Regions from separate parts of the Homo sapiens genome. Here region 2 is linked to region 1. A link is a loop called in an ENCODE intact Hi-C map of the cell type or tissue named here. Cell type or tissue: CD4-positive, alpha-beta T cell. All regions are shown on one strand. Links, peaks and the distances in the headings refer to the core of each region. The heading gives the core; the rest is flanking DNA.

Region 1 (8,425 bases), core at 234-8,233:
CCATATTTACAAACTGTGTAACTGCTCCGTAGTAAGATCTGATCAAGTCTGGGAAAGGTCATCAAAGTTTTTTCTTAGGAGATGACATCTGAATTGAGAACTGAAGGATGAGACTGAGTTAACCAGGTCAAAAGGAGGAGGGGAGAGAGAATTCCAGGCAGAGGGAACACAACATGCTCAAGAACTGAAAGGAGTCTTTTTTGTTGGAGCATAGAGAGAACAGTGGAGCATAGAGAGAACAGTTGGAGCACAGTGAGGCAAGACAAAGATGAGACGCATAGATAGGGAAGGTCTTGCGGGGGCTTTAGGTGCTATTAAAATTATGTTTGAGCATGGCATGGCGGCTCATGTCTGTAATCCCAGCATTTTAGGAGGTGCTTGAGGCCAAGAGTTTGGGACCAGCCTGACCAACATACTGAGACCTCATCTCTACACTAAATTTTTTCAAACTTAGCAAGGCATGGTGACTTGGGTCTGTAGTTCTAGCTACTTGGGAGGCTGAGGTGGGAGGATTACTTGTTGCCAGGAAGTCGAGGCTGCAGTGAACCGTGATTGTGCCACTGCTCTCCAGCCTGGGCAATAGAGTGAGACCTTTTCTCAAAAGAAAAAAAAAAAAAAGATTATATATTTGATATTCCACAAGAAATTAACTTGGAAAGAACTTATTTTATTTGCCTTAAATATTTAAGATGCTGAGGGTTGTATCATACTATCGAAGTTCTTTCTAAATATTTGTAGTGTTTGTTCCCTTTCCATGACAAAGCCTTAATTGAGCTATAGAGTTATTCAGTCGTATTTAGTTTTTCCGTCTTGGTATGCTGTGCAGATCATTTATAGCCTCTTTAAACTTTTTATGACCACTTAAAACTTGAACTTAGATATAAAACAGTGAAGGTAAAAACATCTACATGTTAGTGAATATTTATCAAAAGAATACTGAATTAGTTATAGTTACAAAGTGTTCAGTAAAGAAAAGCTCAGATATTAAACTTTCGGGATGCAATATGGAAATAATATTTATATAATTAATTTAATCGAGGTGTTAGTGTTTGATGACATGCTCTATCTACTATTCATATTTTATTGGAATTGTATTGTTGTCCTTTTATTTGTAGTCATGAGTAAAGAAAAAGAGAGAAGCACAGCTTTATTTAAATATGTTGTTGTCTTTTGCATGGAACTAAGGTAGTGTAAAAAAACCATTTTCTCACTTGCTTTTAAAAATACCATTATAAAGCTTGCATCAATGTTACTAATCAATGTCAGACTTAGTTCTCTCAGGTTCCTCCCTGTTGAGAAAATAGCTTACTTAGAAGTCCAGACATTTAACTTACAGTGTAATATTTAAGCGTAGAAGTTGCTGACTTGGCCACTTCCCTAAAAATCAAACAAACAAAAACATTACTTTTGATCCTGTTACTTCACGTGCTGAAAGTATAACTTAAAAAATTACCAAAATAAGTTTTGAAAATAGGAAAATATATTATTGAGAAACTAACTTAATGTTTGTTGGGCAAGAGTCTTCATCCTTTTACCTTAGTAAAGGGTAATACGTAATTTATTTCATAGGTGAGAAAGATGTGTTTTCTTTTCTTTTCTTCTTTTTTTTTTTTTTAGGTAGAATTTCATTCTTGTTGCCCAGGCCGGGTGCAATAGCGCGATCTCAGCTCACTGCAACCTCCGCCTCCCAGGTTCAAGTGATTCTCCTGCCTCAGCCTTCTACTAGCTGGCATTACAGGTGCACACAACCACGCCTGGCTAATTTTTTCTGTTTTTAGTAGAGACAGGGTTTTGCCATATTGGCCAGGCTGGTCTCGAACTCTTGAACTCAGGTGATCCGCCCGCTTTGGCCTCCCAAAGTACCGGGATTACAGGCGTGAGCCACCGCCCCTGGCCGCATTTTATTTTCTAGAAGGAGAACTTAGTGTTCTTGTCTTCATGTTGAGTGGTTCCGAATAAGGGAGGGGGCAGATATTGTGTGCAGTAGTTCATATAATCCTATTTTTGGCAGTTTGGCTTAAAAACAAATACATTTGTTTATTTTAAATAATGCTACCATTAATATCTTTGTGGCTAGTTTTTTTCCCCACTCACATAGTTACATATGTTTGATAGATTTCAAATTGTGAAATTGTTAGATTAAATTAATAGAACAAAGCCCCAAATGGAGTGTGGGTTTATGAGTTCTGTGCAGCAAGTAGATGGATTAATCTTAGATTACAAGGACAGATAATTCCTTCTTCCTGGGTACAAGGAGAGGAGTATGAGCTTGTAGGTGGTTGGTGGGAGACAGAATAAAGGGAATGCCTTGAGGAAGTAACCATATGATAATCTCTCTTAATGTGGAAAGAAAGCATTTTGATGAGAGTGAAAGGGTAGGTTGTTATACGGTGTTTGGAAAGCTGTGAAAATTTGCAAAAACAACTAGGAAGAAAAAGTAAGGGGGTTTATGAAGAATGGGTTTCTCAGGTTACTGAGCAGAGTTGTTAATAGATAATATTGAGAACCACATGTCTGTAGGGCACCAGGCCCCTTAGTTTCATTGTCCTTTCCAGCAGCATTCAGAGCCCAGGTCCAGGAGCTGAGCATGGCAAATATGACCTAATCTGCAGTTTGGAGCTGGTAGGATCAGGTAGTCTGCAGGGGCAAGGTAGGCGCTGCACATTGAAGGAGTCGAAGATGCTGTGGAGAGAGCAGTTAGGTATCTAAAATCATGGGAAGATGAAAATGAAGCTCAGAGGGACTGGTAAAGACACAGAGTGAATGCATTGTTTAAGGATGTTAGAAGTAAGAGGAAAGGAGTGAGAGCTGGGAAAATTATAAAATTGTGGTTAGAAAGTGGGACATGGGGGTTTGAGATTTTAGAAGGGGAGCCATTCACTCCAAATCAAGCTTCAAGGTATAGCCATTTGGAGATTTGGTGAGCTAGTGGTAGGGAAAACGAGGCCATGGAACTACGTGCAGCTTAACGTTGTCCAAATGGATGGGAGTGATGTCAAGATTTTTGGTAAAGAGGAAAAGAAGGTCCTAGAGCTCCCCAACCCTGGATAAATGACAAAAAGATTGTAGCTCATAGTGGTGAAGAATGAGGATGCTGTAGCTGATTGACCTGCACAATTTGAAAATGTTTTTAGAGGGTGAAATGATGATGAACATGAAAGTGAATGTTTTGGGAACTGAATGGCATTAAAGTAGCAAAGGTGAGCTTCTAGTATGCCCCAAATTACCTTCTAGCTTGAGACACTAGAGTTGGGTCTGGAGGTGGGTAGTGGGACAGCATCTCTTTCACTCTGCAGCACTTGAAGAGTAAAGAAGACAGAATTAATAAGTGCTGGAGTGAATTTTCTTCTAGAAAGCTCCAGTGTGTCTGGGGGTGAGATGTGGTCTCAGGTTTCAACTGCTGACTTGCAAGTGAACAAAGACTGAGACCTAACCAGGCACGATGGCTCAAATCTGTAATCCCAGAGGTTTGGGAGGCTTGAGGCCATTGCATTCCAGCCTAGGTGACAAAGTGAAACCTTGTCTCCAAAACATAAATAAATAAATAAATAAATAAAATTAAAAATTAATTGATTAAATAAAATTGAGATCTGTACTCCTAAGCATCTTCGCTAGGGTAGAGGATTGTTTGTCATGTGCAATTTTTTGTTTCTGCCTTTTGCTTTTTCTTATTTAAATTCTTAAAGTGGGATCTAACTGGGAGGGATAAAAGATACGAGGATGTAGTTTATTGGAGAAATTGTTTTAAATATTAGCAGGTAAGTAAAAAGGTAATGTGCAATAAAATACTGGTTTTTACTTGTTCTGTCAAAACCTCTGGGTGTTGTTGAAAAAGCATGAACTGAGGATCCAGGAGTTTGACGTTACAGATGGCAGTTATGGGCCCTGCTTGTAAAATCAGATAATGAATTGGTGCATCGAAAAACTCTTTTAAGTCTAAGATTCTTTCATCTTCAAGCCTAAATTCCAATCTTTATTACATAGAGCTACCATCTTCCACTACTTTTGAAAGACTCTCCTTAGATCCATGAACTTGGGAGTTCAGACCAGACTCTATCTGTTCTTAGCTCATTGCAGACATTTCAGAAGGAAAAGGATGGTAATGGAGTGATTGGGAAGTGTAGATACAAGAATGACCTTATTAAATGGTTCCAGTTATAGGAGTAAACAAATATATGAACAGAATACAGGATTAGGTAGATATGGAGCAACTGACAGCTGCTTTGGGAACTCCTTTAGAAGTTGTTGGCTATTGGGAGATGTCTTTGGTTGGGCCAGATGCTTTCAGAGGAAAAAGAGGTGAAAGTAACCATTTTGTTAGAAAATTATTGAGGTGCAATAAAATAATTTTTAGATTCTGGTTTCAAAGTTGTGACTTTAAGAACCATGCATCACACTGTTCATATAATATATACCAAACACATATTTGACTGACCTGAGTTTCTGGCAAAGCACCTCAATGTAATTAATTGTAAGTCAGCATATCCCAAAATTCTGAAGGCTTTTTTTTTTCTCTGAATAGGAATTCAGAGCTTGCTCCAGGGATGTGAGGACAAAAGATGAGTATGACTTTTAAAAGGAATTCAGAACTTGCTCTAGATTTTGCTTTCTTCTCATGTCCACCTTCTTTCACTTTCACTTATGCTTCTTGACAATATTTTCTGCCTGCTACATGGCATTTATTATGTACAGCACATACTAACAGTACTCTGCAATCTACTTAAGCTTTGTTCTTTCCACGTTTTTTTGGTACTACTCATTAGATCCTTGAGCCAATCATCCATGTCTGTTTGTACTAGATTGTTTCCCTTAGAACTCTGCAAGTCACAAAGTGAAACTGATTAGGATTTTACAGTCCTGGTGATTTTCCTTCTGGTATACCACTGAGAAAATGCTGTCGCACAAGGGGCTGATGAATCATTTTGCAGGATTTCTGTTTGCTATTTTCTATTTGAAAAATTAGGTACGTTCACGAACATGGGAATGTCTCCTAATATCATGAGGACAATACGACCATAAAATAAAATAATCAGTGTTGGTTTGGGTCTCAGATAAATGTAATATATTGTACTTTTTAGCAAATTGAGTTTTCCAGAGAACATTCATTCATGTAAATTTCACTCCTATAAATTTTAATTGCTTGTATTGGAAGCTGACTAAAATTACTCAGCACCTGCTGTTATGTGTCTGGCATTGTCCTGGGGTCCTTGCACCTGTTAAGCCATTAAATCATCACAGCAGGCTCTTAAGGTAGGTATGGATTCTTCCATTTTACTAAATAGAGATTGAGTCTGTGAGTGTTTAACCAACTTTTCTTATGCCTCCCAGCTAGTAAGCCTCAAAGCTGCATTGGACTCCTATTTGTCTGTCTTGAACTACAACAGGCCCTCTAACTGGAGGTAGACAAAGGAATGAATTAAGGCCTCATTTTGGATTCAGACATTGATTTAGATGAAAAATGAAGCAATTGCCATTGGTTGAGATGGTAGGCTGTTGGGAATTAATTCAGCTTAGTACTGAGTATAATCTCTGGCATTGCCAAGCTTCTGTCACATAGCACTGCCAGATCAGAAGGGTGCCTTGATCATCAGTTTTATTTCTACATAGTACCATTCGACAGTATAAAGGAATGGATCACGGGAAAATGAATTCATATGGGGTCATAGTGTACATTTCCCCCCAGCTTGTTTTGGGGCACCATTGTCATGGATATTTTATCTTCTAATGTTTGGCATGTTGATTCAGGGCCATGATTTCCAAAGCTGCTCTATTGGCTGAGGTCCAACATCTGCCATTTGTTCCTGCATTCTTATTCCCAATACATACCTTTTCACTGATATGTGCTCATATTTTACTACTATGATAGCTTCTTAATCTGATCTCTCTTTTCTTCAATCTATCCTAAATATTAGCTATCAGAGTATATTGTTCAAAATACTAATCTGCCTGGAAATACTGTTATGCTTCATAATCTCTGATTCCATTTATGTATTATTCTTGAAATGATAAAAAATTTAGAGCTAGGGAACTGATTAGTGGCTGTTGGGCTTAAGGATGCTTGGGTGAAGGGAGATGGATATGTCTCTAAAAAAGGTAGCACAAGGGAAATTTTTGTGTGATCAAATAGTTCTGTATTTTGTTTGCTATAATGGGTATGTGATGCACATGTGATAAAGTAACATAGAACTATACTCAAACTTTGCACTAATGTCAGTTTCCAGGATTTGATATTCTACTGTAGGTACATAACATGTAAGCAATGGAGGAAACTGGGTAATATACATGACACTTTTGTACAGTCTTTTCAACTTTATGTGAGTCTATATTATATAAAAAGTAAAAAAAAATACTACTGTGCTTTAAAATGTTCAAGTTCCTTTGTCTGTCATATTTATGTATCATATTCTCTGGTTCCCTCTAAATTAACCATCCAAAGGTGTTACCTCTGATATATATATTTTTTTCTGTTTAAATCTTATTTGGCATTAACACAATGTTTGGCTCATACCAGGTTACCAAAAAGTGTTCCTTGAATTAAAACTGGGATTAATGGTTTTAATCCCAGTGCTTTAGAAGGCTGAGGCAGGAAGATCACTTGAGGCCAGATGTTTGAGATCAGCCTGGGCAATATAACAAGACCCCTGTCTCTATCAAAAATAAAATAAATTAGCTGTATGTGGTGGTGCAAATCTGTAGTCCAATCTACCCAGGAGGCTGCAGGGGGCAGTTGCTTGACCCCAGGAGTTTGAGGTTACAGTGAGCTATGATTATGCCATTGTACTCCAGCCTGGGCAACAGAGCAAGACCTCATCTCTAAAAAAAATTTTTTTTAAATGGAAAAAATTTGCTTTATGAAATAAAAATGTATCAAACTTGGTCTGTTTACTAATCATACTTCTTTTCTACTCATCTACTTATTCAGTTATGGTTTTTTTTGTTTGTTTGTTTTGTTTTTTTTTTTTTTTTTGTCTCTTCCTAATCTCTTTCCAAGTACTGAGCAGCATGCCAGGGATTTGACTGGTGGAGTTGGGAACTCTTTTCAAGGACTTAAGACTCAAATGTCATAAGGGCAAGATGAGCCAGGGAACCCAGGGTATAAGCTATGCTGACTCATGTTCATCCATTCATTCAAATTTATTGAGATTTGTGTTATAGCTCAGTATATGATCTATCTTGATATTCTGCAGTTGTAGTGTTCTATGAAAATCAGTTTCAAATATTCTGTGTTTTTAATTTTTTTTTCTTTTTGGTCTGGTTCCATTAATTACTCAAATTATGATTGTTGAGTTGTTCATTTTTCCTCTATTTCTGTCAGGTTTTGCTTCATATATTATGAGGCTTTGTTATTAGGTACATACACATTTATGATTGGTATGACTTCTTCCTGACGAACTGACACGTTTATCATTACGAATGATCTCTTTATATCTTTAGTCCTCAGTCTTCTGATGCTTATTGTTTGCATGGTGTATCTTTTCCATTCTTTACTTAAATCTATATGTGTCTCTATATTTAATATGGATCTCTCAAAGATAGGATAGACCTTGCTTTTTTTTTTTTTTTTTTTTTTTTTTTTTGAGACGGAGTCTCGCTCTGTCGCCCAGGCTAGAGTGCAGTGGCGCGATCTCGGCTCACTTCAAGCTCCGCCTCCCGGGTTCACGCCATTCTCCTGCCCCAGCCTCCCGAATAGCTGGGACTACAGGCGCCTGCCACCGCGCCCGGCTAATTTTTTTTGTATTTTTAGTATAGACCTTGCTTTTTTATCCATTCTGGTAATCTTTTCCTTTTATTCAGTGTGTCTTGTTCCATTAACATTCAATGAAGTTATTGATATGATTAGATTCAGGCTCTATTTACTTTTTGTTTTCTATTTGTTCCTTCTGTTTTTTGTTCCTCCTTTCCTGCTTTCTTTTGGATTAAATGATCCAAAATGATTTTTAGAATTATTGTGTAATTTATCTATTAGCTTTTTAAGCAGTTTGTGTGTGTGTGTGTGTGTACATGCTATAGGGATATTTCCTTTTCTGATAGTTATTATTTAGGGTTAATATATCATTTTACATCATATGTAAGGATTTTGCAACTTCATTTTACATAATATGCAAGGACCTTGCAACTGTTTAAGACCATCCTACCCCTCCCTGTTACAACGCTGTAATCATATGTGTGTGAAGTGCTATAATTTTACTTTTTAACAGTCGAATGTATTTTTAAAGCATTAAAAAAATAGTGTTTTATATTTACAGTTTTCGGTGCTTTTCATTCTTTTGACTTTCCGTCTGGTATTATTCATCCAGAAGAGCTTTGTTTAAGACTTCTTATACTGCAGGTCTGCTGGGGACCAATTTTCACAATTTTCTTTTATCTGAAAGTTGTTTTATTTTTCCTTTGTTTTTGGTGGATCTGTATATATAATATATGGGCT
Region 2 (8,272 bases), core at 273-8,272, 320 kb before region 1:
TGGTAATCATAGTACCAGTTCAGCACATTTGAAAGACAATACCTGAGGTTACACAGGGGACAAGATCCAGGCTGAGGTAGCAGTCCAGGACTCAGATCAGCCAGTCCCTGGCCCTGTATGCTCCCCTCCATGGCCAGTCCTGCCCTTTTGTTCTTGTAGCTATAAATCACACTTTAGTATTTTTTCCATCTCTTCTACATTTACAAATCAAAATCATCTCAAGCCATAACAACTTGCCTCCAATCTTTATATCTAATTTCTGCCTTCTCTACCTTGATAAAAAGCTTTCATTTATTTTGAACCATTTTGCACATATCCACTTCAATATAATGGAAGAAAGGAACAGCAAATGACAATGTCATATCATTTGATTCCCCAGTACAAGAACCATTTAAATTTTGAAATGGATTATTCTAATGGATTTCAAAATTATTTTAGTAGCAGAATTGTTTCAGAAATAAATCACAGGAAAACTTAAACAGAACCCCCACTACATACACACACACATACACACACACACACACACACACAGATAACTGTATAAAACTGATAAAAAGTGTTGCTACAATTAGTGAAGACTGGAGAGGGTGTGGAAAGCATTCAAGATTGGCCTCTTCATCCCTTCATCTCCTTTCCCCATCATGGTTGCATCACATGGAACAAAGGACTTAAAAGTGACACATGCACACGTATGTTCATTGCAGCACTATTCACGACAGCAAAGACATAGAATTAACCCAAATGCCCATCAATGATAGACTGGATAAAGAAAATGTGGTGCATATACACGATGGAATACTATGCAGCCACAAAAAGGAACAAGATCATGTCCTTTGCAGGGACATGGACGAAGCTGGAAGTCATTATCCTCAGCAAACTAACACAGGAACAGAAAACCAAATACCGCATGTTCTCACTTATAAGTGGGAGCTGAACAATAAGAACACATGGACACAGGGAGGGGAACAACACACATAGGGGCTTGTCGATGGAGGGCAGGGGTGCAGAGCATTAGGGAAAAGAGCTAATGCATGCTGGGCTTACTGTCTAGGTGATGGATTGATAGGTGCAGCAAACCACCATGGCACACGTTTACCTATGTAACAAACCTGTACATCCGGCACATGTACCCCAGAATTTAAAAAATAAAATACAATAAAAGTAACTGGATTCCATCAAAGGAGAGGTAAACACAAGTCTCAGCACACACCAGATCAAGATAAGGGCTCATAAATACCTAATGTAAACTGAAAGCATGGCCTGCTACCTTGGTAATGAATTTCTCCAAACTGCAGGTGTTTACACCCTGATGCCAATCCTTGATATTTAGTCTTACAATGGTTTATGTCTCATGGTATCAACTTCTAAGGTGCTAACCATGCAGACACTCAGGGAGTCAGTACATACATTTTGTACACACCCCAAGTGACTGATTGTCTCAGGTCACATGCCTCCTTTGCAGAAAGGGCTCCTCTAACCTTACAACACTGCTAACAACAGACTCTCTCTATCACACTTCCTTTATATACTTCCTAGCATTTGGCACTGTCCGGTTTCACCTTTCATATTAATTTGTTTACTTACTTATCCATTGCCTTTCCCACTGAAACATACACTGTATGACATCGGGGGAGGAGGGCAGAAAGGGAAGTCTGCCATGTTCACCACTGTAAACGAGGCTTTCAATAAATTTTTGTTGAAGTGGTTGTAGCTCCCGGAATACAGTACTTAAAACATGAATCACTTCTTTAGACAGATAAGGCACTTTCCCTTAGACTGAAGGTTCAAGCATATTAAAATTCTGCCTCATGATTTATATGAGGAATTCTAGGTGGAAAGTACTTTACGGGATATGCAAGAAATGCATAAGAAGTTCTTGTCTCACACAGTTGACTCATCCATTGGCCAAAACAAATTTGTTTAGTACTTTTATATGCTATATGTGATATAGAGGGGATTTAAAATTACTAATCTAGCAGGGGACATATAACTCAAACACAAATATCTACAATTAAGTTTAACTACAACAGATACTGCAAATAAAATGAGATCTAAATCACAGACGGCAATAGTATAAAAACATTAATTTTCCCCAAAATAAATCTACAGAGTGGGTGAAGAATCAGTCAAATTCCAAGAGTATTTTTTACAGAACCCAATTTTAAGAAATGCAACCATCAAAAAGTGGGCGAAGGATATGAACAGACACTTCTCAAAAGAAGACATTTATGCAGCCAAAAGACACATGAAAAAATGCTCATCATCACTGGCCATCAGAGAAATGCAAATCAAAACCACAATGAGATACCATCTCATACCAGTTAGAATGGCCATCATTAAAAAGTCAAGAAACAACAGGTGCTGGAGAGGATGTGGAGAAATAGGAACACTTTTACACTGTTGGTGGGACTGTAAACTAGTTCAACCATTGTGGAAGTCAGTGTGGCGATTCCTCAGGGATCTAGAACTAGAAATACCATTTGACCCAGCCATCCCATTACTGGGTATATACCCAAAGGATTATCAATCATGCTTCTATAAAGATACATGCACACGTATGTTTATTGTGGCACTATTCACAATAGCAAAGACTTAGAACCAACCCAAATGTCCAACAATGATAGACTGGATTAAGAAAATGTGGCACATATACACCATGGAATACTATGCAGCCATAAAAAAGGATGAGTTCATGTCCTTTGTAGGGACGTGGATGAAGCTGGAAACCATCATTCTCAGCAAACCATCTCAAGGACAAAAAACCAAACACCACACGTTCTCACTCATAGATGGGAACTGAACAATGAGAACACATGGACACAGGAAGGGGAACATCACACACCGGGGCCCGTTGTGGGGTGGGGGGAGGGGGGAGGGATAGCATTAGGAGATATACCTGATGTTAAATGACGAGTTAATGGGTGCAGCACACCAACATGGCACATGTATACATATGTAACAAATCTGCACGTTGTGCACATGTACCCTAAAACTTAAAGTATAATTAAAAAAAAGAAGTGCATGTGAAAGAAAGTCCAAGAAAGAAAATCTGTTTTTTTAAAAAGAACAGATAAAAAGATATGTTTTTAAAAATAATACTAACATGTTAATTATGCCATAAAATACCAAGAAATTAATGAAATAAAATAGGCAAAACTTTTTAGACTGCAAGCAAAAATCTATTAGTGAATCAGGAAATCAATTTAATAGTTATCAACAGATTTGTTTTTTAATGGATTGGAGTAAAAGAGAAATTATCAGAGTATAACAAGCTTATTAGGTGTAGGTGTTATTCGATGAATATTCTGTTTCATATGTGTGTGAACATGCAGTTGGTGCATCAGGTTGCAAAGTAAAATGTACTTCTTACTTTGGGAAGTACTTTAATAACTTTGTAAAACAATGTAACAGTAGAGAAACAGAACAGAGTTTGGGAACTGAAATATGATTAGAGTGCTATTTCAAAGCTATCAGGAAAAGGAGAACTATTCAGTTAAGAAAGTTGAGACGCTGGCTAACAGTACAAAATAATAACCATAAAATTAGTTCCTTCTCACACACAAAACATAAAACTATATCATAAATGGGTTAAAAAGTGAAAGGTGGAAAAGTATGCAAATAATAGGAGGAAATATAATGAAACTTCTTCACAACTAAAAAACACCACATAAAAGTTTAAAGTTTAAAGTGGGAAAAAATATTCGCAACTTCTATAAAAAGTAAAAATTCAGTATCCAAAATTTATGCCTACCTCATTTAAATTAATTCAAAAAATAAAATATAAGCCTAGTACGTGGGTCAGGGAAAGGGGCCAACTGTCAAGATGTTTTGAAGGCCAATCTGGAAGTATATGTTAAAATAAAGATGTGCATAATTTCTAACTGAGCAACTCTACTTTGTGGTATTTATCCTAGAGAAACATTCACAATTATGCCCAGAGAGATATATGTAGGGTATCCCTTGCTACATGGTTTATAACAAAAAAATATATTAGCCAACTAGGGTCCATTAGGAAAAAAATGTCTAAGTAAGCTGGTGTATTTATACTGTGCATACAAATTAAAAAAAAAAAAAGCTAGATTCATATGCAATATGACTAGATCTCCAAAAACTAATGTTGAATGACAAAAATCAATTTTCAGAATACATATGGACTAATAGCACTAAAACTAAAGAAAACAAACAATACTAGTTTTTATGGATGCACACATGCACACACACACATACACAGCATGGGAAAGAAACACATTGAACAGCGTATACCATTGTAAAAGAGGAGAAGAGAAGAGAGACAGAAATGGTGGGTAATTCAATGAGACTTGAAACTCATCAGTCACATTTTTTATTTCACCTCCTGAAGTTCTATTTGGATATTTTTTGAACCTGCTTTGTCTTTTTAAAAAACAGTATAATATTCATTCTCATGTTTTTGATATTTATTTCTCTACCTAGTATTTTCTATAATCTGAAGCTCTGGAATGTCTAATCCTACTGCTCCTTAGCTCTGTTAGGGACTGTGTGCTTGTTTTTTATATTTTTGTTTTGTGACATGTTGAGACATGTAACAGCAGGGATTATGTCACCAGGATGGACAATGCATTCTTCCACAGAGGGTTTTTCATTGCTTTCCTGTGGAAGTACTACCTGCCAGGGTCATTTTTGTGTTATTTCTCAGCTCGGAGGCTCCTGTACAGTATAATGCAGGTAATGTAAATTTGCAATTTAAACTGTGTTGAGGACAGGCCCACGTCTTTAAATAATAACGGAAATCTTTGGGGATTTGCAGGTTTAAAAAAATTATTTTTATTCACATTATTTTTAACTGGCAGGAAACACTGGGAATCTTTTGGTTTAAATGCCTAACAAAACTTTAAAAGAAATAAGCCAACTTGTCATCTTGTGCTGTCGGCTGATTTTCTTCCCTAAATCAAACCTTTCCCTATATTTACAGCCTAGGAAGGATAGTTTTCTTCAGGTTTTCAGTTCCAACTCTCCTCCTTGCATGAACTCAAGGCCTTGTTTTTTATATTTTTGTAGCTCTTAAAACTCAAATATCTTGGCAACAAACACAGGAAACCTAACACAATATCAGTTAACGGGTTTCATGCCCTGATCACCAATTTTGATCGGTAGAAACTTCTTTACTTTTGTGTACATTGCTATATATTTAAAAGAATGTTTACTGTATTTTAGATACTCGTAGGTGTGGCAGGAGGGTTTTCAGATTTTCTAATTTACTCTAATGCTGAAAATAATGTTTAATATTTTCAAAACAACTCATTTTTACTTGCAGAATTAAAATTTAACAAAAATACAGTAAATACATATCAGAGAAGCAGGAACATATGCGCTTCTCTGATATGTGCTTTATTGAAGATGGGATCTTGACTCCATTCTTAGAGAGAGGAAGGATTTGAACACCAGTAGGAGGGAGGGAAGAGACAGGTCCCACTTACAGAGTGTGAGGTCCTGTGCCTGTGATTCAGCACCATCATCTAACTTTATGGTGAGATTCTTTACTAAATGTTAATCACAAGATTATTAAATCATGTGTATTCCCAAGATAAGGGGATGGGAAACATGCAGGACTCTCATTTTTAATGTATAGAACAGTGGGGATAATTTTCAAATGGGGAAAATTTTGTACCCCAGGGAATGTTTGACAATATCTGGAGACATATCCAGCTGTCATAACTTAGCAGGTGTCACTCACATCTAGTGGGTAATGGCTAGGAATGGTGTTAAACAACCTACAATTCTGCAAACAACCTCCTATAACCAAGAATCATCCAGCCCCAAACATCAATACTTCTGTTAATATAAACAAAAACAAAAAAAACTGATATTAAAAAAACAAAAGTTGATCGCAGCCACTGCCACTTGTGTTGCTATGGGTAGATCCCTCTTCCATCTTTACTTTCTCTGACTCTCTATGAATGTTAGGCCTCAGTTTTTTTCTCTGTGCATCAACAGTCTACATATCAAGTTTGATGAGTACCTCTGAAAAAATATCCTAACACTTGCAGCATTGGAGTCATGCTAGAATCTTTTCTGCAATAAAGTATTTTCACTTCTTTTCTTCTTCTCAATCTTCTCAATCACCTGCCCCTAGAATCTGAGTGGTCCTAACCTAGACCTCTTGCTGGCCGAGATTTAGACAATGTGGTTGTTTTTCCTTATCTTGACTAATCTTCCCGAATCTTACATTGTGCCTTAATTTGCACATCTGCACCTCTAATGTCTGCCTATATTATCTCCTTGGCTCACAAGGACCTTGTGGGAGAGCTGCTCACATCTCAACATGTAAATAAAATGTGCCTTTGGGTCAACACAGGAGAGGTGATTCCAACGTTAACAAGTTGGTCAAGGAAACTGTCAGCTGTTTATTTTTATTTCAATCTCTTCTGTTAAACTATAACACACTGATTGAGCAACTAAACACTAATATGCAGAGAGGAAAAAAACAAAAAAAATATATTGTGGTAATACAAACAATACAATGAATTCCAAATACTATGGACATTGGAAAATTAAGTACAGTGATATAAAAATAGTCCATTACCAAAAGATCTGTTTTAAAACCTCTGAGAGCAGAAAAAATACTTTTAGTTTCAGTCAAGTCAATTACTTTCACAAATTTATGATTAAGCAAGTGCAATTTCTTTATTTCTGGGGGGGCAGGGGAGATGGACTCTTGCAGTGGCACAATCTCGGCTCGCTGCAACCTCCGCCTCCCAGGTTCAAGTGATTCTCCTGCCTCAGCCTCCCAGGTAGAAGGGAATACAGGTGCCCACCACCACACTTGGCTAATTTTTGTATTTTTGGCAGAGACGGGGTTTTGCTATGTTGGCCAGGCTGGTCTCGAACTCCTGGCCTCAGGTGATCTGCCTGCCTCGGCCTCCCAAAGTGCTGGGATTGCAGGCAGCAAATGCAACTTCTAAAGCAATAGCTTTATTACTAAATAAGCCTAGAAATAGCAATAAACCTAGAAAATAGCTTTATTTTCATTGTTTACTACATCATTTCAAAACTAATGTCATTCTTCTAAAAATAAATATACTTGATTTAATAATGCTGTTAAAAGAAACAAGTAACTGGGCATTATGCCCAGAAAGAAAGGCTGCAAAGCATAATGGCTAATAGCACAGACTGGGCACCAAGCTGCCTGCATTGAAAACCATAAGCTCCAACTCAGGAACTGTGATCCTGGTCAGTTCACTTCGCCTCTTTGTGCCTCTCTTTCCTCACCTGCAAATTACAAATAGTAATAGTACCCACCTCATTGAGCTGTTATAAGAATTAAGTTACTTAGAAATACAAACATGGTACATAGTCAACATCATGAGTTTGTTAATAATTAGCAATATTTTAAAAATATTAAATAAGTAAGCTTTTATGAATCAAAAGCCATGTTTTCATTCTCCCAGGCACAAGAATCCATATGTTTTCCAGTCTCGAGAATCTTTGGATAAGTATGTATGTCAAGAGCCAGACCAAAATCTTTCTGGTCCAAAATTTACAATTAACGTATTGTATTTGAATCTCTCTACAAGATACATTTTATCCTAACAGAGAGATTAACTTCGACAATGGCCAGAGGGAAAGAGAAAATAATAAGTAACAACATAGAAATGTTATAAGTATTGTTTCTAGACAACAATGAATAATGATAAAATCAATATTGATACATATCAATGTTATGAAAATATGAAAACACTCCATTTACAAATAGTAGGTTAAAAATCTTAACAGCAGTAAGAAGAAAGTCTATGGTTCATAAGGTAAAAATTGATAATCAGGAATTGGAGTTATCTTGTCATTTTCAACTAAATTAGAGTCCAGAGACCCAGTAAAAAAGAAAAAAAAAAAAAAAAACACTTAGGACACAAAGCACCTGCCCGGGGCTAATACTGCAAGCTAGCTGCTGAAATGACCTGGTATAACTTTAAGACCAGTTTTACCTAGCAGCTTCTGAAACAAACCACCATGACTCTAAGACTAATTTACCCACCACCATCACTCACCAGTCAGAACTTGTTAGCTCCCAAAAACTTTGCTAGTGCTAATGAGTTTTCTTCCAAAACAATATATAACATTTCTCTCTAATAAAACCTCTAAACTTCTCTTTGGTTTTCAGTCATACTGAAGACCATTCCACTCTCTGTGTAAGCCCTGAACTCCAATTCTGTTCTACCAAATAAAACATTTTGTTTAGAGATTCATCTCGATATTTTTATTTTACATTGACACTAAAAATTATAAATATATCTTC

What was found. Hi-C counts contacts between places; a loop is a spot of excess contacts. Peaks named below come from ENCODE experiments on the same cell type or tissue, not always from the same donor. Only the 100,000 strongest peaks of a DNase experiment are listed, where the experiment ranks them.
Region 2: a loop joins it to region 1, with 2.3 times the contacts of the local background. A loop is called at or near these places in 3 of 110 quality-filtered maps.

The regions. Positions count from the first base shown.
Region 1 is chr5:50,740,214-50,748,638 of GRCh38, forward strand. The region is part of intron 2 of PARP8 (poly(ADP-ribose) polymerase family member 8); the gene reads left to right. Among named protein-coding and RNA genes, the nearest start is that of PARP8, 78 kb to the left of the region's middle. In CD4-positive, alpha-beta T cell, for the core only: no CTCF peak of the experiment used is centred there; a DNase peak (open chromatin) is centred at 4,738; H3K4me3 peaks cover 1,692 bases; H3K27ac peaks cover 3,764 bases.
Region 2 is chr5:50,419,041-50,427,312 of GRCh38, forward strand. The region is part of intron 2 of EMB (embigin); the gene reads right to left. Among named protein-coding and RNA genes, the nearest start is that of EMB, 18 kb to the right of the region's middle. In CD4-positive, alpha-beta T cell, for the core only: no CTCF peak of the experiment used is centred there; no DNase peak of the experiment used is centred there.